Linked DNA regions of Homo sapiens: all the other regions are linked to region 1. Evidence: chromatin loops called from intact Hi-C (ENCODE). Cell type or tissue: PC-9. All regions are shown on one strand. Links, peaks and the distances in the headings refer to the core of each region. The heading gives the core; the rest is flanking DNA. Region 1 overlaps KIAA1549. Region 2 overlaps LOC124901752 (a long non-coding RNA gene). Region 3 overlaps CREB3L2 (cAMP responsive element binding protein 3 like 2). Region 4 overlaps SVOPL (SVOP like).

What was found. Hi-C counts contacts between places; a loop is a spot of excess contacts. Peaks named below come from ENCODE experiments on the same cell type or tissue, not always from the same donor. Only the 100,000 strongest peaks of a DNase experiment are listed, where the experiment ranks them.
Region 2: it touches region 1 in a loop (10-fold over the local background); 9 of 110 quality-filtered maps call a loop at or near these places.
Region 3: a loop joins it to region 1, with 20 times the contacts of the local background. A loop is called at or near these places in 10 of 110 quality-filtered maps.
Region 4: a loop joins it to region 1, with 3 times the contacts of the local background. A loop is called at or near these places in 2 of 110 quality-filtered maps.

What each region holds. Positions count from the first base shown.
Region 1 is chr7:138,862,459-138,870,088 of GRCh38, reverse strand. It overlaps KIAA1549, which reads left to right. Exons shown (of 20, transcript NM_001164665.2): 14 at 328-551; 15 at 1,961-2,114. Among named protein-coding and RNA genes, the nearest start is that of ATP6V0A4, 68 kb to the right of the region's middle. In PC-9, for the core only: CTCF peaks have their summits at 3,816 and 4,022 (motif pointing right); a DNase peak (open chromatin) is centred at 5,228; H3K27ac peaks cover 1,917 bases.
Region 2 is chr7:138,005,945-138,013,574 of GRCh38, reverse strand. The region is part of intron 2 of LOC124901752 (a long non-coding RNA gene); the gene reads right to left. Among named protein-coding and RNA genes, the nearest start is that of CREB3L2, 7.7 kb to the right of the region's middle. In PC-9, for the core only: CTCF peaks have their summits at 4,356 and 4,555 (motif pointing right); a DNase peak (open chromatin) is centred at 4,584.
Region 3 is chr7:137,899,785-137,907,414 of GRCh38, reverse strand. It overlaps CREB3L2 (cAMP responsive element binding protein 3 like 2), which reads left to right. Exons shown (of 12, transcript NM_194071.4): 6 at 1,567-1,713; 7 at 3,398-3,456; 8 at 5,993-6,061. Among named protein-coding and RNA genes, the nearest start is that of CREB3L2-AS1, 50 kb to the left of the region's middle. RefSeq lists enhancers at 2,879-3,379, 7,327-7,630. In PC-9, for the core only: CTCF peaks have their summits at 3,406 and 3,610 (motif pointing left); a DNase peak (open chromatin) is centred at 3,584.
Region 4 is chr7:138,659,768-138,667,397 of GRCh38, reverse strand. SVOPL (SVOP like) reads left to right here. Exons shown (of 16, transcript NM_001139456.2): 5 at 4,253-4,324; 6 at 7,410-7,534. Among named protein-coding and RNA genes, the nearest start is that of SVOPL, 38 kb to the left of the region's middle. In PC-9, for the core only: no CTCF peak of the experiment used is centred there; a DNase peak (open chromatin) is centred at 3,557; H3K4me3 peaks cover 1,619 bases; H3K27ac peaks cover 1,564 bases.

The sequences.
Region 1 (7,630 bases), core at 1,442-6,441:
ATTTCAGGTCAGGAGTTCGAGACCAGCCTGGCCAACATAGAGAAACCCCATCTCTACTAAAAGTACAAAAAATGAACTGGGCATGATGGTGCGTGTCTGTAATCCCAGCTACTCGGCAGGCTGAGACAGGAGAATCACTTGAACCCGGGAAGTGGAGGTTGCAGCGAGCTGAGATCATGCCATTGCACTCCAGCCTGGGCAACAGAGTGAGACTCTGTCTCAAATAAATAAATAAACATAAAAATAAATAAAGACTTTGCGAAGTGTGTGTCCCAGAAGCTTCCCGGGACCTCTATGGCTGTCTTTCTCTCCCTCACCCTTCCTCAGATTCAGACCGCGCTGCGGCACAAGTCTGAGATCGAGCACCATCGCAACAAGATCCGCCTGCGCGCCAAGCGCCGCGGGCACTACGAGTTCCCGGTGGTAGACGACCTGTCCTCGGGCGACACTAAGGAGCGACACCGGGTGTACCGCAGGGCACAGATGCAGATCGACAAGATCCTGGACCCCACGGCCAGCGTGCCCTCCGTGTTCATAGAGCCCAGGAAGAGGTGGGCTGGGGCTCTGCGCTAGGCGGTGGGGCGGGCGCGCAGAGGTGCTGCGGGGGGCACAGGAGCAGGACAGGAGCCCCTCTGCTACTGCAGGGCCTGTGACAGAAGGACCCCATCCGTGTTCACGTGGAGGTCTCTGAAGACAGTTGAAGGGGCTCATGCACAGAAGGATGTGGAGGCCACTCGGAAGGCTTACCCTGGCTGAGGGTCACCTTAGTGTGGGAGGCGTTGGCTTTGTTCTCAACTCTGCCCCTCTGCCTGCCTCGGGGCATTTCCTGGGGCTTAATCTGTCTCTTCCAATTCAGCCTGTCTAAAACTGCACTCACCCTTTCCTTCCCACACTGGCTCCTTCTGTGGTGTCCTTGGCTCTTCCTCACCTCCCACTCTGTCACCTCCAATATTTTCATCTCCCGGAGCCACCCAGGCTGGCACCCAGCAGATCTTCGTTGGTTTTCTCACAGCTGCCTGCAGGGTCTGGGGTCTTACCTTCCCCTGGTCTCCCAGACTCCCGTCCCCGACATAGATGCGTTTTCCTTAAACACGGCTCTCATGTATGTCTTTCTCTACTCAAAACCTGAGGTGGCTCTTATTGCCTGCCAGGTGGGTCCTGTGCTCCCGTCGCAGGCCGGCCCTGCCCCTCCACTCCAGCTCTTTTTCACGGGTCAGCCACACGGACAGAACTGCCACCCAGGAGACGGCCTGGTAGCCCCTGAACATTCACCTGCCTGCCGTTTCTGCCCCTGGCACCTGCTTCCCACATCCTCCCTGGCTTCAGGTCCCATTCACTCTTCAAGACCTAGTTCTGGGCCAGGCGTGGTGGCTCACGCCTATAATTCCAGCACTTTGGGAGGCCAAGGCAGGCGGATCACGAGGTCAGGAGTTAGAAGTTCAACACCAGCCTGGCCAATATGGTGAAACCCCGTCTCTACTAAAGATACAAAAATTAATTGGGCGTGGTGGCAGGCGCCTGTAATCCCAGCTACTCAGGAGGCTGAGGCAGGAGAATTGTTTCAACCTGGGAAGTGGAGGTTGCAGTGAGCCGAGATCACGCCATTGCACTCCACCCTGGGCGACGGTATGAGACTACATCTCAAAAAAAGAATAATAAAATAAAAAAGACCTAGTTCTAGCCCCATGGGACTAATAGCTCCCACTGACTTCTTTTCTGAATGTCATGATTACAAATGGCTTTATATCATTCTGTGTTGCTTCATGTGGGTTAATAGGTCTGTTTAGGTATGCTCTGAGCTTCCTTAGAGCAGAGACTGTCTCGTACATGGCGTTTATATCCTATGGGGTGTTTCCAGGGGTAGCACATCCTAGGTACTCAGGGTACTTAGTGTTTAGTTGGTAAGTCAGTGGCAAAAAGGGTGATTTCCTACGAAGATAATTTCTCTTTTTCCTGGCAGCTCACGGATAAAACGTTCTCCCAAGCCTCGCCGGAAACACCAGGTCAACGGCTGTCCTGCCGACGCTGAGAAGGACCGGCTCATCACCACAGACAGCGATGGCACCTACAGGAGGCCCCCCGGCGTCCACAACTCAGCCTACATCGGATGCCCAGTGCGTGCCACCGACTCCAGTTTCTGGAACTCGGGTGGGGCGGCTCCTAGAAAGATGCGCTGAAAGGGGAGGAGAAGCAGCAGCACTGGCTGCCGCCCTGTGTGGTATCAGTGCCTGATGCCTGATGGCTGATGCACCAGGGCCCTCTAGGTCATGAAGTGGGTGGGGTGGGGTGCCACCCCTTCTGAGGGGAGACTTGAGTGCTGTCAGCCAGGGTGCTGCCGAGTGCCACCTCTGGAAACACACTCCGTGTTTTTCCTCTCTATACGTAAGCCCCGTTCTCTCAGACTTCACAGTGGGACTTTTTTCGAGGTTAACTGGAAAACAGAGAGAGAGAGAAATATCCTCAAGGTTTTTTTCCTTCTCCCTAGTCAGAGGGTTATTTGGTTTTGTTGTTTATTTTTATTATTTTTTTTTTTTGGGACAGGGTCTTACTCTGTTGCCCAGGCTGGAGTGCAGTGGTGTGATCCAGGCTCACTGTAGCCTCAGCCTCCTGGGCTCAAGTAATTTTCCCACCTCAGTCTGCTGAGTAGCTAGGACCATAGGCATATGCCACCATGCCCAGCTAATTTTAAAAATTTTTGTAGAGATGGGGTCTCAGCATGTTGCCCAGGCTGGTCTCAAACTCCTGACCTCAAGTGATCCTCCCGCCTTGGCCTCCCACAGTGCTAGGATTACAGGTATGAGGGCATGACCCTGTGATCAAGAGTCTCATACTCTACTGACTGAGCTAGCCTGGCTGGGTTTCCTAATGAGAGGAGGGATATTTAGGGTTTTATTTCCCTGTACTGTCCTTGGAGTGCTAAGAAGATAGCGTATTTGCTTATATATATTTTGCTTTTATGGGAGAAAGAGGTTAATGGAAATTAAGAAATAATGAGTGGTGGCTCAGACCTGTAATGCCAGCACTTTGGGAGGCTGAGGTGGATGGATCGCTTGAGCCCAGGTGTTGGAGACCAGCCTGGGCAATATAGCGAAACCCCGTCTCTCCAAAAAATACAGAAATTAGCCAGGCGTGGTGGTGCATGCCTGTAATCCCAGCTACTTGGGAGGCTGAGGTGGGAGAATCGCTTCAGCCCAGGAGGTCGAGGCTGCAGTGAGCTTTGATCGCACCACTGCACTCCAGCCTGGGTGACAGAGCAAAACCCTGTCTCTAAATAAATAAATAAGGGATTATTTTTTTCCAAAGTAAAAGAGGTCCAGACAGATTTGCTTGAAGTGTTAAAGGCAGTTATTGATAGCGTAAGATGCATACACACAGACTGCATTGAGTAGGGGAGAGAGAACCAGCCTCACTTAACCCATGAGAAATACAGACACAAAGATACCCGAAGACAGAGAGGGCGAGCCAGGTGCCGCTAACTCCGGCAGCACTGGGAAACACAGGGCGTCCTAAACTCCATACCAGGAGAGCCCTGCCTTGCTGCAGCAGGCCCCTTTCACCTCCTGGAGGCACTCACAGAGCCAGCCTGGTTTAGAGACACGTTAGCAAAAAGCACAGCCTTTGAGAAGGGATTTGCGATGGATGTGATCGCTTTAGATAGACCTTATGCAACCAGCCATTTCTTAGTTGAGGTTTGTATTTTTCTCCTAAATTATATAAATAACAAGCACTTAAATAGGCTAAATATAATTACACAAATGTGCAAACATTATACTGGGATGGGGCCTAAATACAACTGAATTATGATCATCTGAAAGAATGAGACTTTTCCTTAGGAACTTACGGTATTTCTAGGGTCTTAAAGACCGACCTTCTTGATCTACTCATGGGGATCAGTGCGATTTCAGAGTTAGGCTGTCTGTAAATGAAACTACTGTCTTCCTCAGTACGAGGAATTGAGTAGTTCCTGTTACTTTCTAAATGTGGTGCATGGCTGCTCTTACAGTAGGTGGTGCTCTTGTGCTGTGTTGGGTTCTGGGGGTATTTGGGCATCTGTGGGGTTTGGCTTGATCTGGGGAGGGCTCCCCAGGGTTGTCACCCGGAGCTTTTGTAAACTGTGCCAAGTGGAGACTTGCTGTGGTGTGAAACAGATAGAAGGGGCAGCATCCCTTCTTGTCCCTTCACTTCTCCAGCCAACCTGGGCTCCTCTCTCAAAGGAATTTGTGGGGAACCCTCTCAGTCCCCCTCTCTTTGATTTTTTTAAATGATTGAGTTTTGTATGGGGAGGAACCTGTCTTCTCCTGGCTGTCTTCATTTGCCTGCTTCAGTGACTCTAGATCAGCCTTCTTTTGCGGTAGCTTTGCAGCATCGTTTTCTTCCTTTTTTCCTTAGCAGAGAGTGCAGGGATTCCTCCTCCTGTGGGTGCAGAGCAGCCTCTTCCTGGAAGACACCACCCCAGAGGCTGCTTGCCTTCAGTGGCTCCTTTTTTAAAAGATTGCCCCAAAATAAAAATCTTCCTCAGATTTTGAATTCTGAAACACTTTAAAAGATAATGCCTGTCTCAGAACTCATCTTTTCTTAGGTAGTTTATCTTTTTTTCCCTCAACTTGTATTTTAGAATCAGTGGTACATGTACAGGGTTTTTTTTTTTCATCTTCAAGCCTATACTAGGGAAGTACTATGTGTTTTTGAATTACCTTGAATTTTCCACTTTCCCCTCAAAAATATCTTCTCCTTGAGCGGTGTGTTCTCCTAAGGCCAAGAGAAATATTCCTTGGTTCCTTGTAATAAGGGTGACCATTATAATTCAGGCCTTGGTAGAAATCCAGCCAGCTGCTTGTTCTTGTAAGTAACTTTTTTTTTTTGAGACACTCCAGCTCTGTTGCCCAGGCTGGAGTGCAGTGGTGCAATCACGGCTCACTGCAGCTTCAACCTCCCCAAGCTCAGGTGATCCTCCCACCTAAGCCTCCCAAGTAGCTGGGATTACAGGCACATGCCACCTTGCCTGGCTAATTTTTGTATTTTTAGTAGAGATGGGCTTTCACCTTGTTGCCTAGGCTGGTCTCAGACTCCTGGGCTCAGCGATCCTCCTGCCTTGGCCTCCCACATTTCTGGGATTATAGACATGAGCCACCAAACCTGGCCTAAATAGAGTTTTATTGCAACACAACCGCACCCATTTGTTGGCTTGATATCAATGACTGTTTTTGCTGCAAGGCAGAGTTGAGTGGTTGTGACAGACTATATGACTCATAAAACCTAAAGTCTTTACTGTCTGGCCCTTTACAGAAAAAGTTTGATGTAATTTGTCATCCAATCCAGACACTTTTGGAAGTGTAAGGGGGTGTTCTATTAATAATGACCGTGGGACAACAGGCATAAACTGAGGTTGTCCTGGACAACCAGGCTGTCTGGTCACCCTCTTGCAACACCCACAAAGGACTGCTAAATAGGCACCAAAATCCGTAAACAGTGAAAAGATGTACATTTATTTCTGAAGACTGATAAACTGTATCTGAACACATCTATGTGTGAAACATCTATAGTCTAAATATAGATGGTAGAATATAGGAAATTGAGTAAATCCTCTTCTTGGCCTGCAAGTTCTGATAGTCTCGCCTGCAAAATGAGGAGAAAACAAGAAGGTGAAGGACAGGAAGAGGAAGTGTCCTGGCCCAGGAGCTCCTGGCCTTCTGGCAGGATTCACGGGGGCCATTGGGAATCCAAGGGGACTGTCCTTCCCATCTGCAGATCATCTCTCTCGGTATAGAAGTTTAGCCTTCTCTGAAATTCTGGCCACTGAGAATGAGATTGGCAGTGGTTATAGCCGCTGGGGACTCTGCTCAAATGTCTGAGATCGTTTCCCACAGTGGAATCTCAGTTTGTGCCTGCAGTTTTTTGTGTCACCACACTACTTGCTTCCTTGCAGTAGAGTCACATACGCAGCCACCGGAATCACCGCCAGGAACATCGCTTCTGTTTCTGGAGAAACCCTTTTACCAGTGGGCTGTTCTTCCAGACACACCCTCCCTTCTTTCCACCCGTGAGCTCTAGGTTGGTGGTACACTGCCGACCAGGCTTCCTCATCTGCTCCTCAAGAAAATCAAGAATTGGAGAAGGGCATGACTGTGGACCTTTATCCACCTCACAAGGAAAGGAGCACAGGTTCCTTCCAAGGTGACATCATCAACTAGAGGCCACCTTGGGGCCCCAGATTCTCAATTAGGATTCCTCAGTGACAAATCTCATTTAGTAGAACCTCCAGTGGGATGTTGCAGTTGGGAGAAATGGACTCATAAGCCCAAGAGTGTCATGTGCAAGAGAGGGAGGTCGCCAGTGGGGACTGCCGTGGAGAGAAGAGCACCTACCCCATCCCACGAGGGCAGTCGCTGCTTCACGGCAGTTGGTGGTTTCTGTGTTGCGTGAGGGCCTGGTCATGCCAGAGCTTCAGACTCTGCCAAGAGAACCCAGAAATCTGAGTGTTACTATGAAATTTTCAGATGTTTAAAATAATGGCTATCAATTAAAAGAGTGTGTAGGCCAAGCAAAACCTGTCCGTGGGTTGACTGTGGGGTTACTAGTTTTGTATGGTCCTCTCTCAGTTTGGAGTTAAGAACCTACTGCCCTTCACGCTGGCAGGAATAATAACTGATCACCCGTTAGAAGCATTTTTCAGATAGGGGGCTAAGTTTAAGGATGTGTCTGTAGAGTAGTTTGTCTTTGTAATAGACTCACTGATCCAGATGGGTAACGGAATGTCTTCGTTGGCCCCTTTAAGTATGGTGATCCAACTAGCTGGGCTAAACTGCAGGCACGTGGCAAGTGAAGCATTCTAGATAGAAGCCGCCCACCCTTCCTCACAGAGGGTATGGGGTCCCCAGCCCCTCGGGCAGAACCTTTTCTCTCTTCACTGTGTCTGCTGCAGTCACCATGCTGTTTGGGCTCATGGAGCCTGTAAGACCAGAAAGGATGACTCTTCTTCGTTGGTTCCTGGTTTTGTCTCTTAACAGTTTACCTGGTGTATATTATGACCGTGTTTTGCTCATAACAGTATTGGGAAATGAGATTTAAAAAATCTTTATTGTTACTTATATTTCTACCTCTTAAGCAGTAGGTATAGAACACAATTTGAACCTTTGCGTTTTTTTTTCTTTTTCTTTTGAGATAGAGTTTCACTCTTGTCACCCAGGCTGGAGTGCAAGAGTGCAATCTCAGTTCACTGCAACCTCTGCCTCCTGGGTTCAAGCGATTCTCCTGCTTCAGCCTCCTGAGTGGCTGAGATTACAGGCGTGCACACTACGCCCAGCTAATTTTTATATTTTTAGTAGAGACAAGGTTTCACCATGTTGGCCACGCTGGTCTCGAACTCCTGACCTCAGGTGATCCACCCATCTCGGCCTCCCAAAGTGCTGGGATTACAGGCGTGAGCCACTGTGTCTGGCCAATTTAAACCTTAATGACTCTTGTGATCCAGAGATACCTTCATTTTAAAGACAAATGGTTCTGAATAGTTTTCATAAAATAGATATTGTAATTGCTTGCACACATACGTAGGCTTTTTTTTTTTCTTTTTCTTTTTTTTTTTTTTAAGAGTCTAGGTCTCTCTGTTACCCAGGCTAGGGTGCAGTGGGGC
Region 2 (7,630 bases), core at 1,668-6,667, 860 kb after region 1:
ATAAAATAGAAACATCTTCAGGATTTAATATAGACATTTGATCTGAATTAGGTAGGTCAGATGCTATCTTTGCTAGAGATTTTAAGGTTATAAACTGTTTCTGGAATATTTTTGATGCTTGTTTGACTTGCCAGTCTTAGCAGCACCTTTAGATTCTAGGCTCTAAAAAATGACATGGTAAGGCCTGGGGACATGTGGAGTTCTCTCTCGCCTAACTATGCCTCCTCGCTGCGGTGGGAAGGGTCATGTATTATCTGCAGCTCTCTCCTTTTGTCCTGGGCTACACATCTGATACATAACTTAAATTGCTTACCTCCTAGGTTTTTCGTTTAAAAATTATGAAGAGTTAACATTGTAATTAATATATGTAATTAAAACCACTAGATAGAAGAGAAAAATTCTATATGTAAAGTATATAAGGAAAGTAGGATGTGTTTTTGGTAAAAGGTCAGAGAAATGTAGTGTTTTTTTTTAAGGGAAAGTGATTTTTCCTAGCTTAGACGTTTTTAAGTTGTTTTAAATGGAAGGAAAAATGATAGATAAAATGAAATGGATATAGAAAATTGGGAAAGTAAATTTTTGTCCTAAGATAAAATGATAGGATAAAACTGAAGCTTTCAGTAAGATTGTGGTGAATTGATCTTATGAAAGGAATTTTTTGTGTGATCAAGTTGGCTACAATTTAAAGGGTATCATTTAGTTTTTCTGCAAATTAAACATTAATATCAAGAGCACACGATGCAGGGCCAGAGTCAGAAACCCTGTGTTGGAATAAAAGGGTTTTCTTAGAGCACTGATCTGTTCTTTACTAGAAAATTCTAAATGGTCAAAGTGATTGAGATTGAATGGATTTGTTTATAAGATTTTATTAAAAATTAATTTCAGTGTTAATATACTATGCAAAAGCAAAATTTGGTTTTCTCTTTTAAACAAGATTTTCATGTAATAATTAAGAGACAATAAAATATGTTTGCTTACTTTTTGAGTAAACTGCCAAAAAAAAAAAAAAAAAAGAGGAAAGAAAAGAGACAGATTCAGTTGGCTGCACGCTGTTTTTATTAGGTCTTTTTGTTTGGGAAACTCAGTCTCCTCTCTATCAAAGAGTAAAGGTTTTTTTTTTTTCTTTTTGGAAATATTTGAGTTATCACTTTTGGCTAAATGAATAACCTGTGATCCTATTTTGTGATCTCAAATGTTTTAAACTTTTGATATTTGACAAACTTTCCAAAATCAAAATTTCAGGTTTGAAATCTATTCTTTTTGACCTTATTAACTTTTTTAGATATTAGGTCCCCTGAAGTCCAAAAGAGATTTTGGACTTATTTGCCTTATTTGGTGTGTTAAAATCATAAAGGAAGCATTGTCAAATATCAAATGTTTATTTAACTTTGAGTTAAATAAATATTAGTATGTGTTCCAAAATCATATGAGATTCCTGTAATCCTGATATGTCTTAGTATATATTATATTATCAGTAATAATTATGATTCTGATGTAAATTGCATGTCACAGAAATAAGCAAATTTTCTTGTCAATTGTATCTTTAACCATGACTGTTTTTTTGTTTTTGTTTTTGTTTTTGTTTTTAAGATAGGAGTCTGACTCTGTCACCCAGGCTGAAGTGCAGTGGCATGGTCTCGGCTCACTGAGCAACCTCTGCTTCCCAGGCTCGAGTGATCCACCCATCTCAGCACCCTCGTAGTTGGGACTACAGGCTCATGCCACCACACCCAGCTAATTACTTTATTTTTTGTACAGATAGGGTCTCCCTGTGTCGTCCAGGCTGGTCTTGAGCTCCTGGACTCAAGTGATCCACCTCCTCAGCCTCCTAAAATGCTGCGATTACAGGTATGAGCCACTGCACCTGGCCTGTCCTAAGACTTCTATCATCCATGGACAGTCCTTGTTTTACTTTGATTCTTCTCAAAAAGTAGTTTATGATCAGCTACAGTTCAAAAGTTACTTCTTCTTTAGGGAAGTTCATGGAGAGGACTCTGATGGGTGCTCTTGAATGCAGGTTTCTAAGTTTGGAGGCTGTGTCATTGGACTAGAGAGAAAATTGCCAGATCTTTCATTGAAGAGCTGATATGTTCATGAAGATTGCTGGCCCAGTCTTGGACAGAACAAAGGTTAATTACTAATTTATAACTGAACTAATTTATAACTGAAATAATTTTTTATGCCTTTTTTGTTTGAAACATTGCTGATACTTTTTTGTTTTGTTTTTCAGAGTCAAGAAAACTTTTTTTCTTTTCCTTTTTTGGGAGATGGGTTCTTGCTCTGTTGCCCATGCTGGAGTGCAGTGGCATGATCTCAGCTCACAGAAACTTCGACTGCCCAGGTTCAGGCAATCCTCCCACCTCAGCCTCTCGAGTAGCTGGGACTACAGGTGTGCACCACCACACTGAGATAATTTTTTGTATTATTATTTGTAGAGATGAGGTCTCACTATGTTTCCCTGGCTGGTCTTGAATTCCTAGGCTCAAGCTACTCTCTCACCTTAACCTCCCAAAGTACTAGGATTACAGGCATGAGCGACTGTGCCCAGCTGAAAACTTGAGTTATTTATAGCTTTTTTTTTTTGAGACGGAGTCTCGCTGTCTCCCAGGCTGGAGTGGCGCGATCTTGGCTCACTCCCGAGGTTCCGCTTGCCAGGGTTCCGCCCCCCAGGGTTCACACCATTCTCCTGCCTCAGCCTCCTGCGTAGCTGGGATTACAGGCGCCCGCCACCTCACCCGGCTAATTTTTTGTATTTTTAGTAGAGACGGGGTTTCACCGTGTTAGCCAAGATGGTCTCGATCTCCTGACCTCGTGATCCACCCGCCTCGGCCTCCCAAAGTGCTGGGATTACAGGCGTGAGCCACCGCGCCTGGCCTATTTATAGCTTTTAACAATTGAGTATACTCTCGTGAGTAAAATTTCTCTCTACCTGATTTCTCCAGGACTTGGAAACTATTTGAGTATTCTTAATTTATGTCAGTACAGCTATTTGCTTAGGTTCAATAAGAATCTGTTTTTGTTTTTGTTTAGTAACAGGTCACAAGTGGAGACACTGGGTATTTTACCAAGGCTTTGACTGGAATGGCATATTTTCAGATATGAGAAGACTGCTTTGAGGAATTGAGATTGACTTTATAGAGCTTATAGCCCATCAGAAAAACTGGCATGGTGGTGTGTGCCTGTAGTCCCACCTACTCGGGAGGCTGAAGTGGGAGGATTGCTTGAGCCAGGGAGGTCGAGGCTGCAGTGAGCCATGATCCCACCACTGCACTCCAGTCTCAGTGACACGGTGACAGCCTGTCTCAAAAACAACAACAACAAACTCCACAGACCAAAGTACAGATACAGTTGATCTTTATTCATGGATTCTGTATTTGAGAATTTGGCTACTTGCTGATATTTATTTGTCACCCTAAAATACTCATGGTATTCTTATGGTCCATTTTTTGGACCTGCACAGAACAGTGAGAAATTTGAATCTCCTGGTGTGCCCCACTGCAGCCAAAATTTGTTATCCTGGTGAGGTCAAACAAGACCAAGTTCTGTCTTCTCGTTCTGGCTGTCATATGGTAAAACAAGTATCATTTTTGTGGTCAATTTAGTGCTACACATAGCATTAAATTCATTTTTGTGGTGCTTTGTTGGTGATTTTGCTGTTTAAAATGGCCCCAAGCATAAGGGTAAAGTGCTGTCTAATGTTCCTAAGTGCAAGAAGGCTGTGATGTGTTTTTTGGGGAAAATAGGCATGGATAAGTTTCGTTCAGTCGTGAATTACAGTGCTGTTGGCCATGAGTTCAACGTTAATGAATCACCAATATATATTTAACAAGGTGTCTTTAAACAGAAACACACATAAAACCAGGTTATCTGCTTTTATTTTGTTTCTGCATGTTTATCAGTTGATACACGTTAAACATAGATTGATACATTTGTTTCTTTATATGTACTGATTGCTTGATGAAATTGTCATGAGCAGAGTCTCCCAGGAACCTAACCCCTATTTTCCCTATGAGCAATGGTTCAGTGTCTGTGATGATTTTGTAGAACAGAGCTACTGCAAATAATGAGAATAGGCTGTACAAGCAGCAGCATGGACCCATCTCACAGATGCGTGAGTCAGACAAGGAGTATAGGCAGTAAAATTCTGTTTGCATCATGCTCAAGACCAGGCAAATCTGATCTATGGAAGCCAGAAAGGCAATGACCTCTGGAGAAGCACTGACTAGCAAACAGCACGAAGGCACTCTTTAGGTTGATGAAAATGTTCTCTCTCTCCACCTGAGGGTTGCAAATTAATCTGGAATGTGAGATGTGGTTTTATTTTACCACTGCTGGGGCCAGGAGTGGCGGCTCACACCTGTAATCCCAGTACTTTGGGAGTCTGAGGCAGGAGGTTCGCTTCAGTCCAGGAGCTCGAAACCAGCCTGGGCAACATAATGAGATTCTGTCTCTATTAAAAATAAAAAAAATTAGCCAGCCATGGTGGTTTTATTTTATGACTGCCCAGCTCTTGCAATCTTTCCCTTTGGGTTTGCTAGTTGCATTGTTCCTCTTTAGCCACTTGGTGGCAGTGTTGGAGAAGTGACCAAAACGGCTGAAATTGAAATTCCGGTCTTTTCTAGTTCAATTAAAGGGCTGTTTGTTTCTGGCTGTGTCCTCCGTCCTCCTTTAAGGAACCTCTTGCCTCCACCAACCTCTCTTGTGACACGGTGCCAACAATCTCCTAAGGGGAGCGCCCTACAGAGGTTGGAGGAAAAATTGTGGCAAAGCAGTGTCAATCCTTGAACCTCTCTATCCCTGCGTCTTGCCTAACCCTCCCGCAGGCCCTTCACACCATTTCATGCCTGATCCCTTTCTCTGTTCCTCTCCTGCCCTGCTAGCCCCGCTCCTTGGGCACTGGGTGTGCCCTTAGGCTGTCAAATTCAACACACCGAGGCCGTGTGCGGTGGCTCACGCATGTAATCCCAGCACTTTGGGAGACCGAGGCAGGTGGATCACGAGGTCAGGAGTTCTAGACCAGCCTGACCAACATGGTGAAACCTCGTCTCTACTAAAAATACAAAAATTAGCCGGGCCTGGTGGTGTACGCCTGTAATCCCAGCTACTCAGGAGGCTGAGGCAGGAGAATTGCTTGAATCCAGTAGGTGGAGGCTGCAGTGAGCTGAAATGGCGACACTGCACTCCAGCCTGGACAACACAGCCAGACTCTATCTCAAAAAAAAAAAAAAAAAAAAAAATATTCAACACCCTGAGCCTGATCTTCTATCACCGGGAGAAGGTCACATACCGGGAAATTGGGACATGCAAAGCATATGATCCTGGTGTCATACAATTGATGTTTCTAGAAGTAAAACCTGTTTATCAACATGAAGAATGCTTCATCCTTTTCCAGTCAGCTGCTAACAAGAATGCATTAAATCCACACTGGAGGATGGGGGATTTTCAAGATCTCTTATTAAGTGGTAAGAGCAAACTGCAGAGAAATGTGCATAATAAAACAGTGACTGAACTTCTCTCTGTCTCTGTGTATTTGTATATGATTATATGAGCATAAAGGAAGTATGGAATGATACGTACCAGGCTGTCACCACTGTGTTCTTGGGATGGGATGGCCATGAGCAGATAAACAATGGAAAAAAAAAATCTTCACTGCAAAATGACTCATGCGAACGGTAACATGTATAACATTTTAATCTCATTTATTTAATTACAGGTTAAGATGTATATCTCTGTATAGCTATGTGTGTGCATACATAGACACACAGACACATATACTTATGTATAAATTAAAGCTATTTTTTCCTATATATTTTCTGCCTTTTACATTAGGCCTAGACCTTGTTCACACCAAAATTATAAAAGTATTTTATCTCTGGTTTCTCTGGATGGCTTTGTTTTATTTTACACTAATATCCTTAGTCCATCTGAAGCTTTTTTTCATATAAGTTGTAAGGTAGGGGTTTAATATAATAAAGTTTTATTTTCAAATTTTCTACAGTCTTTAAACAAGCTGTAGTGTATTAGCAGCCTCCACACAGTGACAGGTTAGTACGAGTATAAATTCAGCATGTAATTGTGAAGCCGAGGGGTGGCCCTGGGAGGGTGGAGTTCAAGATCTCCTGAGGTCAGCAGAGGTGGAGAAGGACCAACGTATGTGACTCTGGCTGCTCGTACCTGTAGCTCTTCCTGTTGTCCTGGGGCCTTTGGCCATTTCTGAATTTGCCAAGATGGGAAGAGGTCTGTTTCCAAGGGCAGGCTGCTTTCTAGGTTTTCAGAGTCCACCCCCCCAAACCCCTTTGAGAAACCGAGAGGCAGAGAGACGTGTTTCCTTGGCTTCAGGCAGAACGGTTCTATCCAGCACCCCCATCAGGGGCTATTCTCTATCAATAAGCAATCTACAGCCAATTGAAGCCAAGGCACCTGTGCCGTCTCTTTCCAGCTCATTTTCTACACCAGGTGGACTTCTCAGCGGTGGGGAGCAGCTCTCCTTCTCCCCTCCTTCTGTCTGACTCTTTATCCCAGTACTCAGAGTTCTCATTACCAAGTTATTTCACATTCCTGAGGCCTATCCTGATTTCCTGGATTTCCTAGGAAGGTATTAGATTCTTGCAGACATCTTCTCTCCTGTTTGTTCTATATACACTGCATATTACAGGTGCAATGGCTCATGCCTGTAATCCCAGCACTTTGGGACGCTGAGGTGGGAGGATAGCTTGAGCCCAGGAGTTTGATACCAGCCTGGGCAACAAAGCAGAAAACCCGTCTCTATACAAAATTAAAAAATTAGCTGGACATGGTGGCGTACACCTGTAGTCCCAGCTACTCAGGAGGCTGAGGTGGGAGGTTCACTTGAGCCTGGGAGGTTGAGGCTGCAGTGAGCCATGATCACACCACTGCACTCCAGCCTGGGTTATAGAGCGAGACCCTGTCTCCAAATAAATAAATAAATAAGAAATAGACATTGAAAGAAAATCCTCAAAGCTGGGAAATTTCTATTATACTGAACACTGTTAGAACAGGAAGAATTAAACAAAAGAAGGCCAGAGGGTAGTAAAAGTTTGCTCCCATTCCACACTGCAATAGAATGATAGAACATGTTAAAATAAAAAGAAAAATCTCAACAGATAGTAGAAAGTCAAGAGCATGGAGGAGTAAAATAAATACATCTTCAGAATTTATTAAAACAATGTCAGAGATGAAATGGGCAGGATTCCATGGTTTGTTGTATTATTTAAAAAAAAAAAAAAAACCGCCCAAGAGGAATGAGATGATCTGAAAAAATGCAACTCTGATTGAGTAATCCCAAATGGTTTCAGTAAGGATGGCAAGGGGGCTGTACTCGGAGAACTCAGTGTGTTGGTTGGGGAAGGGCTGAGATGAGCTCTTGAGTAGACAGGTACAAAGGAAAGAGAGGAGGCAGAGAACATTAGAGGGTGACATACACCTTGGAGAGTCATTGCTGTTGTTTGGAGCCTCCCAGGCTGTTGTACTTTGTGATGGTAGCCTTGGGAAACCAATAGAGTATGCCTTCCTCTCCCCTTCACATAATCCTCACCATTTGGTGAGGGAGACCTTGATAAGCCAACTGTAACCCCACACACATTCTTTGGCCAACAATATCACTTGAGAA
Region 3 (7,630 bases), core at 1,005-6,004, 960 kb after region 1:
TCACCTTGAACCTGACTTCACTCCTTGGATTACTAGAATAGCTTGTATCCTATATACCTGTGTGTACTACTATGATCTGTCCATTCTACATGTTTATGGAGGAACTCTTCCCCATGTCGGATGCTTGCCCAACAACTATGTTGTATTTCCCTGTTACTTGTTGGTACCAAGCCCTGACACCTTTACTCATTATCAGGTATCCAACCCTCCGCTGCTTCAAGAACTCCTTACCCACACTAGGCAGTGGCTTCTTCAGTGACTTTTCAAAATACTGCCTTTTGCTTAGAATGCACTCCTCTCTCTTATGTAAATCATCCCCTTTCTTTCAGGAGGCCCAATTCAAATCTCATCTCCTGCCCTAAACGTTTCCTGATCACACAACTCATAGTAGTGTTCTCTTACTTCAAATTTTTAGTACACCTTTAGCTAATGTATTAGTCCATTTTCATGCTGCTGATAAAGACATACCCGAGATTGGGCAATTTACAAGAGAAAGAGGTTTAATTGGACTTACAGTTCCACGTGGCTAGGGAAACCTCACAATCATGGTGGAAGGCGAGGAGGAGCAAGTCATGTCTTACATGGATGGCAGCAGGCAAAGAGAGAGCTTGTGCAGTGCAACTCCTGTTTTTTAAAACCATCAGATCTTGTGAGATTCATTCACTCTCACAAAAGCAGCATGGGAAAGACTCACCCCATAATTCAGTCATCTCCCACTGGGTCCCTCCCACAACACGTGGGAATTATGGGAGCTATAAAATGAGATTTGGGTGGGGACACAGAGCCAAACCATATCAGCTAAGATTACAGTTTAGCATTTAATTACTCTTATCCTTTCATGGGTATCAGTTCAGTCTCACAGTCTTGATCACAAGCTGCTTGAGAGGTAGGGTTTGTTTTGAGTCCTCCATGGCATTTAGTATGGAGCTAAAATGCAATAGGGACTCTGTTTGATTAATTATAAACATGCCATTCTACTGTGGGTTCCATGAGATGTGCTACTGTTCTTGTCTTCATTGTTGATGGACATTCTGAGACTGCTGAAGCCAGAGGCTTCTGTGGAAAGAGTCTGCAGATGTGTCCCTGGGTGCTCTGCACTCTTAGCTAAAAGTGGAGGAGAGAATTGACTCCTGTTGTGTAGAGAGCACCTTATAAAACTGCATTTTCAGAAGGAGAACAACAAAATTCTTGCACAAAGCAGGGCTGCAAATGAATCCTTCATCACTCCAAGGCCAGGAAATCTCTAGGGATGTGGGAAATGACTTCTCTGCTTTTTCTTTTCATGTTTTAGCGAGTAGGGTGCTTCCCGGGAAATAATGGGTGGAGGCTTCTTTATTCTTTCCCTTGAATTATAATCCCTAGGTTATAACACTCACATGGGGGTGTCTTCCCCATCTTCCCATGCCCTTCAAAATACCCATCTGTCACCCAAAGCAGATGGGGCATCCTTGTCTCAGAGCCTTCTGTAAGACATTGTAACAGATTCTCATCATCCCATTGGGAGGTGATTCTTCAGTGGTCCCAGTTCTTTTTCTTTGACCCTTTTCTGCTCCTTGGTCTGCACAGAAACTGCAGGGATCAGGCCCTCTGGTCCTGACAGAGGAGGAGAAGAGGACCCTGATCGCTGAGGGCTATCCCATCCCCACCAAATTGCCCCTGTCAAAATCAGAGGAGAAGGCCCTGAAGAAAATTCGGAGGAAGATCAAGAATAAGGTGAGCTCTTCAAATCTAGGCACTTCTAGAGCAGAGACGAGCAGAATCGAGTCAGCATCCCTTTCCCTGCCTTCCCAACGGCCAGCACTACCCCATCCCATGGTGGAGACCAAGGCCCAGCCCTTCCCTTCCCTAAGCCCTGGGAGGAGCACCCTCACCACGTGCCCCTCTCTTCCTCCAGCCCATCCCATCCCTCTTGAGGCCAGCAGACTCCCAGATCAGTATCTACCTCTTTGGTGCCCACGATGATACATTTACGGGTGGGAGGAAGCTATTAGAATTTCCATCTAGTTTTTTTTTTTTTTTTTTAACTCAGCCTTTTAAATTTTGGGTGTATGATATATACAATAGTTTCCTCTAGTAGACATATATATGTACTCTATGTATCTATATAAAATACAGCATATATATATATTATATATATATAAGATACAAATACATTGCAAGTGCTTGGTTAATTTTTTTTTTTCTTGGTAGGGTTTTGTGATCACAAAACTTCTGCAGTTTGCTGGTCTATATTTGGACTCAGTAGTCTCCTACCCCTGGGCCCCTCAGTGCTGAGCAGGCCTGATGAAAACCAGGGGGATGGCTGAGGCACAGGCCTACCAGGAGGGAGGGGGCAAAGAGGGAAGGAAGACAAGAGCTTAGTGTCACTCTATCCATGTGCGGAACCAGCAGCAAGTTGATGTATGACCAAGCCAGCTGTCTTATTTTATATATGTACTTCAGCCAGCAGAGGTCCAGGAGTTAAACTCATTTATCTGAGACCACACTGATGGTTTGTGAGCCACATGTTCTGGCCTGGCTCTTCACTCAGTGTCCATTGTTTTCTTTTCTTTTCTTTCTTTCTTTTTTTTTTTTTTCATACAGAGTCTCACTCTGTCACCCAGGCTGGAGTGTAGTGGCATGATCTCGGCTCACTGCAACCTCTGCCTCCCAGGTTCAAGTGATTCTCCTACCTCAGCCTCCCAAGCATCTGGAACCACAGACGTGTGCCACCATGCCCGGCTAATTTTTTTGTTTTTTGTTTTTTGTTTTGAGATGGAGTCTCTCTCTGTCACCTAGGCTGGAGTGCAGTGGCACAATGTCAGCTCACTGCAACCTCTGCCTCCCGGACTCAAGCGATTCTCTTGCCTCAGCCTCCCAATTAGCTGGGATTACAAGCATGCACCACCGCGCCCAGCTAATTTTTGTATTTTTAGTAGACGGGGTTTTACCATGTTGCCCAGGCTGGTCTTGAACTCCTGACCTCAGGTGATCTACCCGCCTTGGCCTCCCAAAGTGCTGGGATTACAGGCTAGAGCCACTGCGCCTGCCATTTTTTTGTATTTTTAATGGAGACAGGGTTTCACCATGTTGGCCAGGCTGGTCTCGAACTCCTGACCTCAAGTGATCCGCCCACCTCAGCCTCCCAAAGTGTTGGGATTACAGGTGTAAGCCACTGCTCCTGGCCACTCAGTGTCCATTTTACTGGTGGCCTGGTTTGTAGGAAAGTAGGTGTGAGTTTGGCAGCTAGAAACCCGGGAGGACAGACTAGTCAATGAACCAGCAGCTTAAACAAATGGCAAGCAGCTTGCAGAAGTAAGCAGGGCTTTGGTGACTTCTACGCTAACCACCTCCCATCTTAACTGGTTTACTTACAGAGCTGGAAATTAATCATTCTCCTCCCACTCCTCTCTCTCAGATTTCTGCTCAGGAAAGTAGGAGAAAGAAGAAAGAATACATGGACAGCCTGGAGAAAAAGTAAGCCTGCTGGCAAACTGTTGCGTTCATCGGGCAGTATGCACAGGGAAATATGGGTGTGCGGAGAATCGGGGAGAAGCAGTTCAATTCCTCTTTCTGGCCACCTTGGAAACCCGGTGGTTTATCAGCTGTGGTTTGCCTGCCACCTAGTGGTTATTTGGAGGAGACGTCTATAATAAAGCAAGAAAGAAGTGAAAGTACCTTAGTAGGTGTTTGAATCATACCACTGCCAGCCAAGGACCCCGGAGTCCTCACAGACTTCTTTTCAAACACATACAAATATTAACATTCCTGCACATTCCTGGAACTTCTAGCAGGAGAAGCCCTGTTTTAGCTGAAAGGAGCAGTGCTACTTAATCAGCCCCCATTGGCCACACTCCTTCATGCTCTAGAGAGGGCACATAGGGAAAGAAAGATGTCAGGTTGGCAGCCTTTATTTTCCAGCCACTACAATTCATGTTTTTTTTTTTTTGCAAAAACACTTGAAGGCAATCTTTGTTCTTTTGAAAAGTCTGTAATATCAGGCGGGCTGTTAGAAAAAGATGAATTAAATACAGTTTTGTCTTAGCCCTGGAAGTTAGTTCTTTAGCTAACAAACCAAGATATTTTTAAGATGGGCATGAGGCCCCAGACCCAGAAATGAACTTCATGTGGATCTGGGGAAAGGAGTGGCTGGTGGTTCCTGGCTGTTTCTCAAAGCTACTATTGAAAGTTTAGTGCTTCTATCACCTGACTTAAGTACTGGTAATGCAGCATTAAGTATAGTTGGCTCTCCATATCTGGGGGTTCAGCGTCCTCAGATTCAACCAACCATGGGTCTAAAATATTCAGAAAAAAACTTCAATAGGCTGGGTGTGATGGCTCACTCTTATAATCCCCGTGCTTTGGGAGGCCAAGGTGAGAGGATTGCTTGAGCTCAGGAGTTCAAGACCAGCCTGGGCAACATAGCCAGACCCCCTAAAAAATAAAAAAAAATTAGCCAGGCATGGTGGTGCACATCTGTGGTCCCAGCTACTCAGGAGGCTGAGAGGGGAGAATCACTTGAGCCCAGGAAGTTGAGGCTGCAGTGAGCTGTGATTGTGCCACTGCACTATAGCCTTGATGATAGAGTGAGACTCTGTCTCAAAAAACCAAAGCCAAAACCAAACAACTCAATAAAAAAAAACTACAACAATAAAAAATAATACAACTATAAATACAAGATAACACATATTTACATAGTATTTACATTGTGTTTGGTATTATAAATAACCTAGAGATGATTAACATATACTGGAGGATATGTAAAGGTTATATACAAATACTACACCATTTTTTAATCAGGGACTCGAGCATCTGGAGATTTTGGTATCTGTGGGGAGTTCTGGAACTAATCCCCCCTGAATACCGTGGGAAGACTGTAGTCCCATGCTGTCCCACCATTTTCTATGGGCATCCAGGGTCAAGATGTTCCTATGAAAGTCTCTTTACTGTCTCTTTTGGGCATGCGTGCCCCAGCACCAGGATTCCTAGTCCTGGGCTCTCGTCCTGCCCTTTGCTTAAGTCTCTTCACTTCTTATCAGTCCTGGTAAGAGTGTAGCTGGGAGTATCCAGATTACTGTAGTATAGAGGGAGAAGTATGATGGGCATTGAGAACACTAGGGAGGAGGTGAGAGGAAAGAGGTTGTAACACCCTAAAAGAGGGTCATATTTTGTACTGTCACTATTCATCTTTCATTATTCAGGCACTCATCACTCAGCTCCCTCTTTTTTTTTTTTTTTTTTGGAGACAGAGTCTCGCTCTGTGGCCCAGGCTGGAGTGCTGTGGCATGATCTTGGCTCACTGCAACCTCTGCCTCCCAGGTTCAAGTGACTCTTCTGTCTCAGCCTCCCAAGTAGCTCGGATTACAGGCACACACCACCATGCTCAGCTAATTTTTGCATTTTTAGTAGAGATGGGGTTTCACCATGTTGGCCAGGCTATTCTTGAGCTCCTGACCTCAAGTGATCTGCCTGCCTCAGCCTCCCAAATTACTGGGATTATAGACATGAGCCACTACGCCCGGCCCCAGCTCCTTCTATTTTTCTTTTTTTTTTTTTTTTTTGAGACAGATCTTGCTCTGTCACAAGGCTGGGGTGCAGTGGCGATCTTGGCTCACTGCAACATCTGACTCCTGGGTTCAAGCGATTCTCCTGCCTCAGCCTCCCGAGTAGCTGGGATTACAGGCACGTGCCACCACGCCCAGCTAATTTTTGTATTTTTAGTAGAGACAGGGTTTCACCATGTCGGCCAGGATGGTCTCTATCTCCTGACCTTGTGATCCGCCTGCTTCGGCCTCCCAAAGTGCTGGGATTACAGGCGTGAGCCACCGTGCCCGGCCTATTTTTTTTTTTTTCTTAAGTCTCTTCATCCTTCTTTCAATACTTTCCCACACTTCCATGGGGTGGCAGATCCCCCCAACCCTCCTTTTCCTCATCCCCACCTACCTCCACCCTAGCTCCTAGCTTAGTGTTTGCTCTATGGATAATAATTTTCTTCTTTCTCCCTCCTTTGTAGAGTGGAGTCTTGTTCAACTGAGAACTTGGAGCTTCGGAAGAAGGTAGAGGTTCTAGAGAACACTAATAGGTAAGTGTCACTGGACTGAGAGCTGATTGCGCTACCAATGGAAGATGGGGAAGGAAGAGGATAGAATCCAGAACCAGGGATGGCAGAAAAGTGGAGGAGGTCACAGTGAAAGTGCAGTTGTGCTGAGATGCTCAGCATGGCCAAACTCCACCCACCCACTCCTGCTACACACACACGCATGCACACGTGCTACTCTTGCACATATACAAACACATATGCACACATGCTCTCATGTTCACATCCACAATACACATATGTACACACTCTCATATGCACATACATGTACACATACATGCATATTCTTTACTTTTCCTAAATGATACAGGATTGAAGAAGAAGCTGATCATGACAAGGACTATGACTAGGGGGTTAAAAAAGAGGCTTGGAGGAGAATAAGATCAACAAGCCTGATTCTCCTGAAAATGACATCAAAATTTAGAGGTGACCAAGGAGGCACTGGCCACTTCATTATAATCTAATTTTAGTAGCAAATGATACTTATTAGTTTAAAAAAAGAGAAAATCATTGGTATTTTTTTTTTCTTTTTTTTGAGACGGAGTCTTGCTCTGTCGCCCAGGCTGGAATGCAGTGGCATGATATCGGCTCACTGCAAGCTCTGCCTCCCGGGTTCAAGTGATTCTCCTGCCTCAGCCTCCTGAGCAGCTGGGACTACAGGCACGCGCCACCACGTCCGGCTAATTTTTGTATTTTTTTTTTTTTTAGTAGAGATGGGGTTTCACCATGTTGGCCAGGATGGTCTCAATCTCCTGACCTCATGATCCGCCCCCACCTTGGCCTCCCAAAATGCTGGAATTACAGGTCTGAGCCACTGCTCCGGCTGCAAATCATTGTTTTTTAAATTAGTTTTTTAAAATTAGCTAGTTTATTAATTGCATTTCAAACCCATTTTACAAAAATTGTAACGGTACCAAGTTGATAAATTCCTCTAGCACTTGCTGTGCCCAGTGCTATTTTAAGCACTTTACAGCTATGAACTCATTTAGCCCTATGAGATGCCATTATTATCATCCTCACTATATAGAGGAGGTAACTGAAACTCGGAAAGTCTAGGTGATTTGTCCAAGGTCACACAGTAACCGCTAAAGCTGCATTTGAACCCAGGCAGTCTGGCTCTGGAGCCTGGATGTGGGAGGAGTATATGGAGGTTTATGCCTGGCTCATATGCAAGAGAAAGGGGTGAAAGTGCAGGGTTAAGAAACTGGCTTTTGGGGAGTTTCATCCAGAATGTATGTGTTCATGTGCACACATGATACATACCTGTGCTGTGACAATTATTTCTTAGAGACTCCTGTCACCCTGAGTGTTAGAGATCCAACAAATTAAGCAGAGAAAAATGGACTTACTGGGTAAACAAAAATTTAATCAGATTAAGGGTCAGTGTTAATGCCCAGTAACAATTGTGCAAATATTAAGGGATCAGTTTAAATCTCTTTGCATGTTATTTGATAATAACAAATGAATTTAATTCCCGTTTCCTGATGCTTCATGGTTTGTTGCTCAAAAAGCCAGCTAATATAGACATAAGCTAAAACTACCGCCAGTGGGATC
Region 4 (7,630 bases), core at 1,089-6,088, 200 kb after region 1:
ACAGATGTTAGTTGTAGAAGCTAGACTTAGATAGAAAACCTAAGTTACAATGGACATGTCCTTGCTTTATAGGAGGATATGCATCTTGAAGGGTTTCAAGACCAGCAAAGAATTTTCCATGGGGGGTCTGGCTGATGGATAATACTTTGACATAAGATTGTAAAGCAACAGCTATTCAAGGATGGCTAGTGTTGCATTAGTCTGTCTTCAGGCTTAACCTCCTCTTTGGTGTAATGAGTTTAGGAGTCCCGAGATGTTTTATTTTTCCATTATATTATCTTAGTTCCATCTCCCTCATTAAAACTCCTCTTATTAACTTTGGAGCCCTGGTTCCTTTTTTGCGTTTTTAAAGCTCTCTAGTACTTGTTGTCCCAAAGACCACCAGGATGGCTAAATAATAGAAAGGACAGTTTTATTGGCAATAGTGATTTGCAAGCCTGAAAGAGACAGTCTCCAGTGTGCATTGAAGTTGCTTTCTCTTGGAAGAGGAGAAGGACAGGTTGGGTTTTATGTTTCACAAGGCTGGCATCATACATATTTGGCAGGTTTGGGGGCAAAGCTATACATGTTTGTGAGGGGATCCTACATGCAGACTAGGTAAGCTCGTTTGTAACATACATCACATGTTCACTTTGGGGCAGGGTTTTAGCATTAAAATGAGGTGGAATTTGGCTCTTTATGTCAAAGGTGAACTACAGAAAACAAACAGTTTGTGCACTCTCTGTATAAGCTGCTGAAACTGACCTGAGGTCTGCAGTAGCTTATCCAAAAAGAATGTCTGTAAGGCTGGTCCTCTGTCCAATCAGCACTGTAGTGGTCTGGGTTGTAAATCAGCTTGATATCTCAGACAGGAATTCAGAAATCTGCCATGTCTGCCAGACCCTGAACCCTTGACCTGGAGATAACGTTTGTTTCTTTAACCTTGGGGCCCGTCTTAGTTGCTAAAGGGGTGTCTATTTTGGTGTCTCAGATCATATGCTTTTAGAAAAACTTTTAGAAATAAAACAAAGTTTTTACTTAGACTTGTAATAAAGTGACTCGATTGCTTTCTATTTTCTTCTACATATAAAATACTTTAGAAAGTGTCAACCTAAAATAACAGAGAAGCTCTCCAGAGAAATGAGTTTATTTGGAAAGGAATGATAGGTGATTGCAATCTGGGAATTCCTGTGCCATGGCGAACCGTGGCCGGGCCATAGGTGTATCCAGGAAGGCAAGGAAAGTCGAGAGTTTTTTAAAGACAAAATGAGGAAGGCTACATAAGTTATTTTGAAATACTTTTCCTTGGCTACAAGGATCAGTAACAACGGTGGCATCAGTCCGAGGTAGAACAGGCTGGGTATTGTTCTTGCAGAAGCAGTTTCTTGTTTTTTGTTTTGTTTGTTTTTGAGACAGTGATGCACTCTGTTGCTCAGGCTGGCCTTGAGCTCCTGGGCTCAAGCGATCAGTGGTCTTTGTGCAAGGCTGTGGTTTTCAGAGTCCTTATTACAGTTTTTGTGTGCCTGAGAGCTCCTCCTCTGTTGCCTACAATCCCATTTTGGTAGGGTGTGGCCTAAGTGACTCCATTTTGGTTCTCATGGCTTTCAGAAAAGCGTTACTTGCCAATCCTTGTATCTTTAGGGTGACCCTATAACTTTATGTTTAATTCTAACTGATCTGTACCCCAGTTGGCTTGTGTATATGCACCTCTTAGATCCTTGAGAATGCTGGAGATCCAGGTGTGGCATTTGCACCTGCACTACAAAATTGTATTACGTGATACCGTTTTTTATAGTACATGACACACATGTAAATGTGATATTTACAGCTCATATTTCATTGGCTGCATTTGTGCTGTTTCCTAAGGTGCCTACAGAGGCTCCTTCCAGCAGGTACACAATCTCCCTCATTAGGCCATCACAGCTCAGAAGACTTCTCTCTAAGCAGCTGAACTCTCCCAAGGTGACTGTTTCCTGCTCTGGGCTCCTCCCATCCTCCTGTCTTGGCTTAGCCCATCTGACTCTGACCCTGTCCCTGAGCTTACTGGGAACAATTGTGCTAAACGGAAGGGCCAGGCTAATGAGCAACATTGTCACTGTCTCCCAGGCCCCCCAACCCTGTTTTCTAAGCGGTTGTTAATTGAGAAAACTAAAGAATTGTGGGGCTATGATGGCCCTTGTGTTTTGTGAGAGTCATGCTGAAGAAACGCTTTGTGTGTTGCTTAAATCAGAAACAGTGGAGTCATGTCATGTATTAAAGACAAGCACCTGCAGAAAAGAGCTGACCCTAGGGAGGTGGCGAGTGGGGGCGGGGGAGGGTCGAGCGTGGGGGTGGGGGTAGGAAGGGTCGAGCATGGGGGTGGTTGGGGGAAGGGTCGGGGGTGGAGGGGAAGGGTCGAGGGCAGGGGTCGGGGGGAAGTGTCGGGGGTCAGGGGAAAGGGCGGGGATGGGGGAAGTGTCGGGGGAAGGGTCGAGGGTGGGCGTGGGGGTAAGGAAGGGTCGAGCGCGGGGCTGGTTGGGGGAAGGGTCAGGGTTATGGGGGAAAGGTCGAGGGCGGGAGTTGGGGAGAAGGGTCGAGGGCGGGGGTGGGGGGAAGGGTCGAGCGCCGGGGTGGCGGAGGAGGAAGAGCTGGGGGTGAGCAGCAGCAGCGTGCGGGGGAGGGGGGAAGGGCGCAAGAGAGGATCAGGGGTCAGCGGCACACCCATGGAGGATCAGGGGTGCGCCCGATGGAGGGTCAGGGACGCTGGAGAGTTAGGCGCGCGCCCGATGGAGGATCGGGGGTGCTGGAGATTAGGCGCGCATCTGGTGGAGGGTCAGGGGCGTGCCCGATGGAGGATTAAAGGCGCTGGAGGGTTAGGCGCGCGCCTGATGGAGGATTAGGGGTGCTCGAGGGTTAGGCGCGCGCGCCCGATAAAGGGTCAGGGGCTTGCCCAGTGGAGGATTAGGGGCGCTGGAGGGTTAGGCGCCCGCCTGCTGGAGGATACGGGGTGCCAGAGGGTTAGGCACGCGCCCAATGGGTCAGAGGCGTGCCCGATGGAGGATTAGGGGCGTTGGAGGGTTAGGCGCACGCCCGATGGAGGGCCAGGGGTGTGTCCGATGGAGGATTAGGGGTGCTGGAGGGTTAGGCGCGTGCCCGATGGGAGCTCAAGGACGCTGGAGGGTTAGGCGCGCGCTAGGTGGGGCGCGCGAGGGAGGCAGGACGTCTTCCAGGTAGAAGGTGGGGGAGGGGGAGGGCAGGGTAGGGTGCACAAGAAGGGGGCACCACTGAGGATCGTTGGGGGCGAGTGAGGGAGGCAGAGGGAGAGCTGGAGCCCCAGCGAGCGGACAGGTTTCTGTCTCTGCAGTCTGTCAAACAGGGTTACGGAACGTTTCTGTCCTAGAAAGTGTAGCGTGCAGGACCCAGTCGTGGCTTTTGTCGTGCAAGAATATATATGATGAATTTTTCATGGTTCAGTGTGGGAGAAATGCATTTCAGTCTTCCCTCTAAAGAGTGAAGGAAGGAGAAAAAAAGCAGAACAGCGACAGCGAAAGGGAAACAGAGCTGTTTCTGGTTTGTTTTGTTTTCCCCTAGAAATGCGAGCTGACAGCATTCCTTTGATTGCCCTGGAGGCCGTCAGTCAGGGCTGCAGTGAAGCCTGAACTTCTTGAAGGCAGGAAAATAAGGAGCCCAGAGGCACAGACAGCAGCTGAGGTCTCAGGCCAAGTTATAATAAATAAAACCCTAGTGTCAAATCCCAGGTCCTTGAATTTTATCAGGGGAGGACAGGCCATTGTGAGAACGAGTAAGGAAAAGAAGTAGGTGTATCTTAGGACTTATGAATGTTCTGAAGAGTTTTTTAAATGAGTGATTGGATTTGGTGTTTAAAGTTATGTCTATTTGTAATAACATAAAGGGAGACTGCTTCTAGTGGCCCCAATTTGTGTACTGTATAAGGCAGCGCATGAACAGACAATTTTAAAAATTACAGTGGAAATTCACAAGTACACATCTGAATAGAGTGGAGCCGAAGCCGTCCTCTAGCAACAAGCGGGCGGCAGAGGACCCCGTTTCCACCTGGGGCAGGATCTGCCTTGTTAGGCTCCCACCAACAGGGAGCTGAAATCCTGAACATGAAGGGCCTCAGGGGCAAGCAAGACCAACGTGAAACCCTGTTCTTTAAATTAACTTCCATCCCTCCCGTATTTCCAGCCTACTTCTAGTGAAAATGGCTAACGGGGTAAAGTAACATGTAAAACCTGCTTAGAGAACCGTTTTATCTCGCTCCCACTTGCAGATGGTGTTTTTTGGCTACATGGTTTTCAGTATCCTCTTTGGCCTCCTGGCTGACAGATATGGCCGCTGGAAGGTAGGTGGGGCCTCACAGTAGCATTTGGAATTGTCTTTTGTGTATTCTTTTGGGGGCAACCTTATCACTGTTTCTCTTTAGTAGGCATCTCCCTCCCAATACCCAAGATAGAAAATGCAGACATTTCCCTCCCTGATGGAACATTCCAGGCTTATCTTCTGGACATTTTTCTCAGGGTACCTGTGCCTGCAGCTGTTCCTCTGCAGTCCAGGTGTGGAGTAAAAGGAGATGCGGGTATTATAGAGTTCTAAGAAATCTCTACCCAGAAGGATTAAAGGAAGGAAGGCCGCTAAGTGGCTCTATTTGAACTTTTAAAGGTTGGGACTTAGAAGCAGTCATGGGTTGGTTAGATGCCCCCACCACGTCCAGTTTACTGTGGTGGTGTTGAGAACAGAGGTCTGATATCAGTGGGGGCACACATCTGTTCTCCATTTATCCATATCTTCGCTTCTAATGAGTTAATAAGGGGAATGGAAAAGGCCCCTTAGCCCTTCAGAGCAGCCCTATTGGGAGGTTTTTTCCTCTGGTTTTCATTTAAATGACTAGTCCACTGCTGCAACAGCAAGCTCAGAAGAAGCTGTTCTTTCAGGACTATGTGTCATGAGTGAGTGTCCATAAAGTCTCTAACCCCCCAGAGCACCCAAGTAGGTTGGGAGGGAGCAAGTCTCCCTTAATTTTGGGGCAAGAAAACTCACCCTCAGGCACCTATCTGTTTGAAACTAGCAGGAACTGGCCACAAATGAAAAGAGAAGTCCAAATTACAATCAGTAGGAAACAGATGCAAGTTTTAAAGCCTGTGATGGAATTTTAGGACAAGAAAAAGTAAAATGACTAGTGCTGGATGGCCAAGACCATTAAGCCAAACCTGCTGCTATGAGGCAGAGGCAGAGAAAGCAGAAGTTCTCTGCAGAGCCATTTGCCTGAATGTCCCGTCCAGGGACAGAAATGGAAGCCCATGCTCTTAAATGAGAGAGTTTATAAAGAAGCCACCCAAACTGTAGACCTCAACCTAAAGGAAAGGAGGGCCAGATTCAGAAAGACTCACCCTTTTGCCCCCAGTGAAACCTCTGGAGTTAGGGGAACGCAGTGGGTTCATGCAGCAAGTTCAAGAGGAGCCTATTGGTAATTGTGGGGGTAAGGGGTGGTGTTGCTCTGAACCTTGCCAGCTATGCCAGAAATATTGACCTAAAGGAAGAAACAGAGACGAAATTAATATAAGTAGGGAGTTTATTTGGACCAAGATTGAGGATTGCAGCTCGGAAGTCATACAGTCCAGTTGCCCTGAATATATGCTCCGATTAGCAGCAGTTACAAGTGGGTTTTTTAAAGGAGGAGAGAAAAGAATTTGGGGGCACTTCCTAAGTTATTTACTAATAATTTACATTGGTTCGTTAAAATAAGGTATGCTATCAGCTGATTCTACATCTTTCTTGGTGTCACAAAATCTAAAAACATGGAGATAATGGATGAGCGTCACATTGTGCAACTTGCGGTAACCTTTTAGGTAATTTATCAGCTAGTCTGGAAACTACAGGGAAGGTAAGAAAAACAAAATGAAATACAATTACCCTGGGCATGGGTGCGGGAATGTGACCGGAGTCGCATGCTCCTGTGTCTCTGGACCTGATAAATTCTGCATACCTCACATTCCTCAGACTGTTCTGAGCCGCTTTTCTCTCTCAAGTTGATGGATGTACGGAGTTAAAACATATTAGAGTGTGGACATTTGCAGGTATAAACATAAGCAGCTACACATTTTGCTCATGTTGGTATAGCTTTGAAACTAGCTACGTGCTCAAAGTCACGTGCCTACTAAGATTAGACATCAAGACATAAATTATGTCTTCTGATTACAAACCCAGGTCTGTCTTTTCTATTTGCTTGATTTCTGGTGAAATCCTCTCTGAGCATAAACACAAATGGAGGAATCTCAAAGGAAAACATTAGTAGAATTGGCTGTATGTTTTAAAGTACATGAAATAAATAGCATAGATTCTTGTAAATTTGAAAACACGAGTATCTCAAAAAAGCACAAAAAGGCATTTTATAAAAGAAATACAAATTATCAAGAAACTTTGAAAAAACATTAAAGTACAGGAGTTATCAAAAACAAAATACATAGCAAGATATAATTTTTCCTTATCAAATATGTAAGGAAATTTTTCCTTAAAGAGTCCTGCACCGTTGAAATGGACATTTTCATGACTTGCAAGTATATAGACACCCTTACTATATATAACACCCTGTTGGTGTTAATATATCATTATTATTATATAATATTATTAAACCCTATTGGTATAATTTTTCTGACCATCAGCCTGGCAGTATGAAACATGAACCTTGAAAATATTCTGCTAACCTGAACATTTGTCTTCCAGAAATCTAGCTTGCTAAAGATATCAGAGAGGGCATAACGACTTATGTACAGATATCATCGCAGCTTATTTTAATAATGAGAAGATCTGAAACAACTTAAACTGCAACAGTAGAGCAAGGTCTTATGTATTATATTACATGTATGAAAGTACATCTTTCCACTGGAACATTTATAGCCAGCCATTAACACTTCGTTTTCTCTCATAAACAGAGAAGATAAAACAGTGTTAAGAGTTATCTTCTCTGGGTTGGACAATCAATGGTGATTTCAATTTCTTAATTTTCTTTTTTCTTCTGTATTGTTTACTATGAATTTATCCTTATAATTAAAGAAAAAGCAAATACCTTAAATGTTCTCCTTGTACTCCTCCCAACATACTGCCTCATTACGTCCCCAGCAGCCCTGTGAGTAGGGAGGACACGTTTTTGCCTTTTGATGTCCAAGTTCAGGGACCTGCCACCCATGAGGGTGGGCACAGCATGGTAGTTTTAAAGAATGGTCTGAACTTGGTAGGTCTGGGCTTCCAGACAGTAGAATGGCATGGATTGTATTGTTGGATGATTGTGAAAGACCAGTGGGCTTGCTACAGGTTAGCTCCTCAGAGAAGCAACTATCAGGATGGAAACCGAAAATCGCCTTCAGAAGTTAGGGCTTCTTCCCTCCCCGCATTGAGGCAGGTCCCATTCATGTGTTCTGCTGTTGCTTCAGATTCTGCTCATCTCGTTCCTGTGGGGAGCCTATTTCTCCTTGCTGACCTCGTTTGCTCCTTCGTACATCTGGTTTGTCTTCCTGCGGACGATGGTGGGCTGTGGTGTGTCCGGCCACTCGCAAGGGTAAATATGTTACCCAGGGGACCCTGAGACAGAAACGTGTACCCCTGCAGGCCCTGATGCACACACACTGCGCTTAATAGACCAAAAGCATTGTGA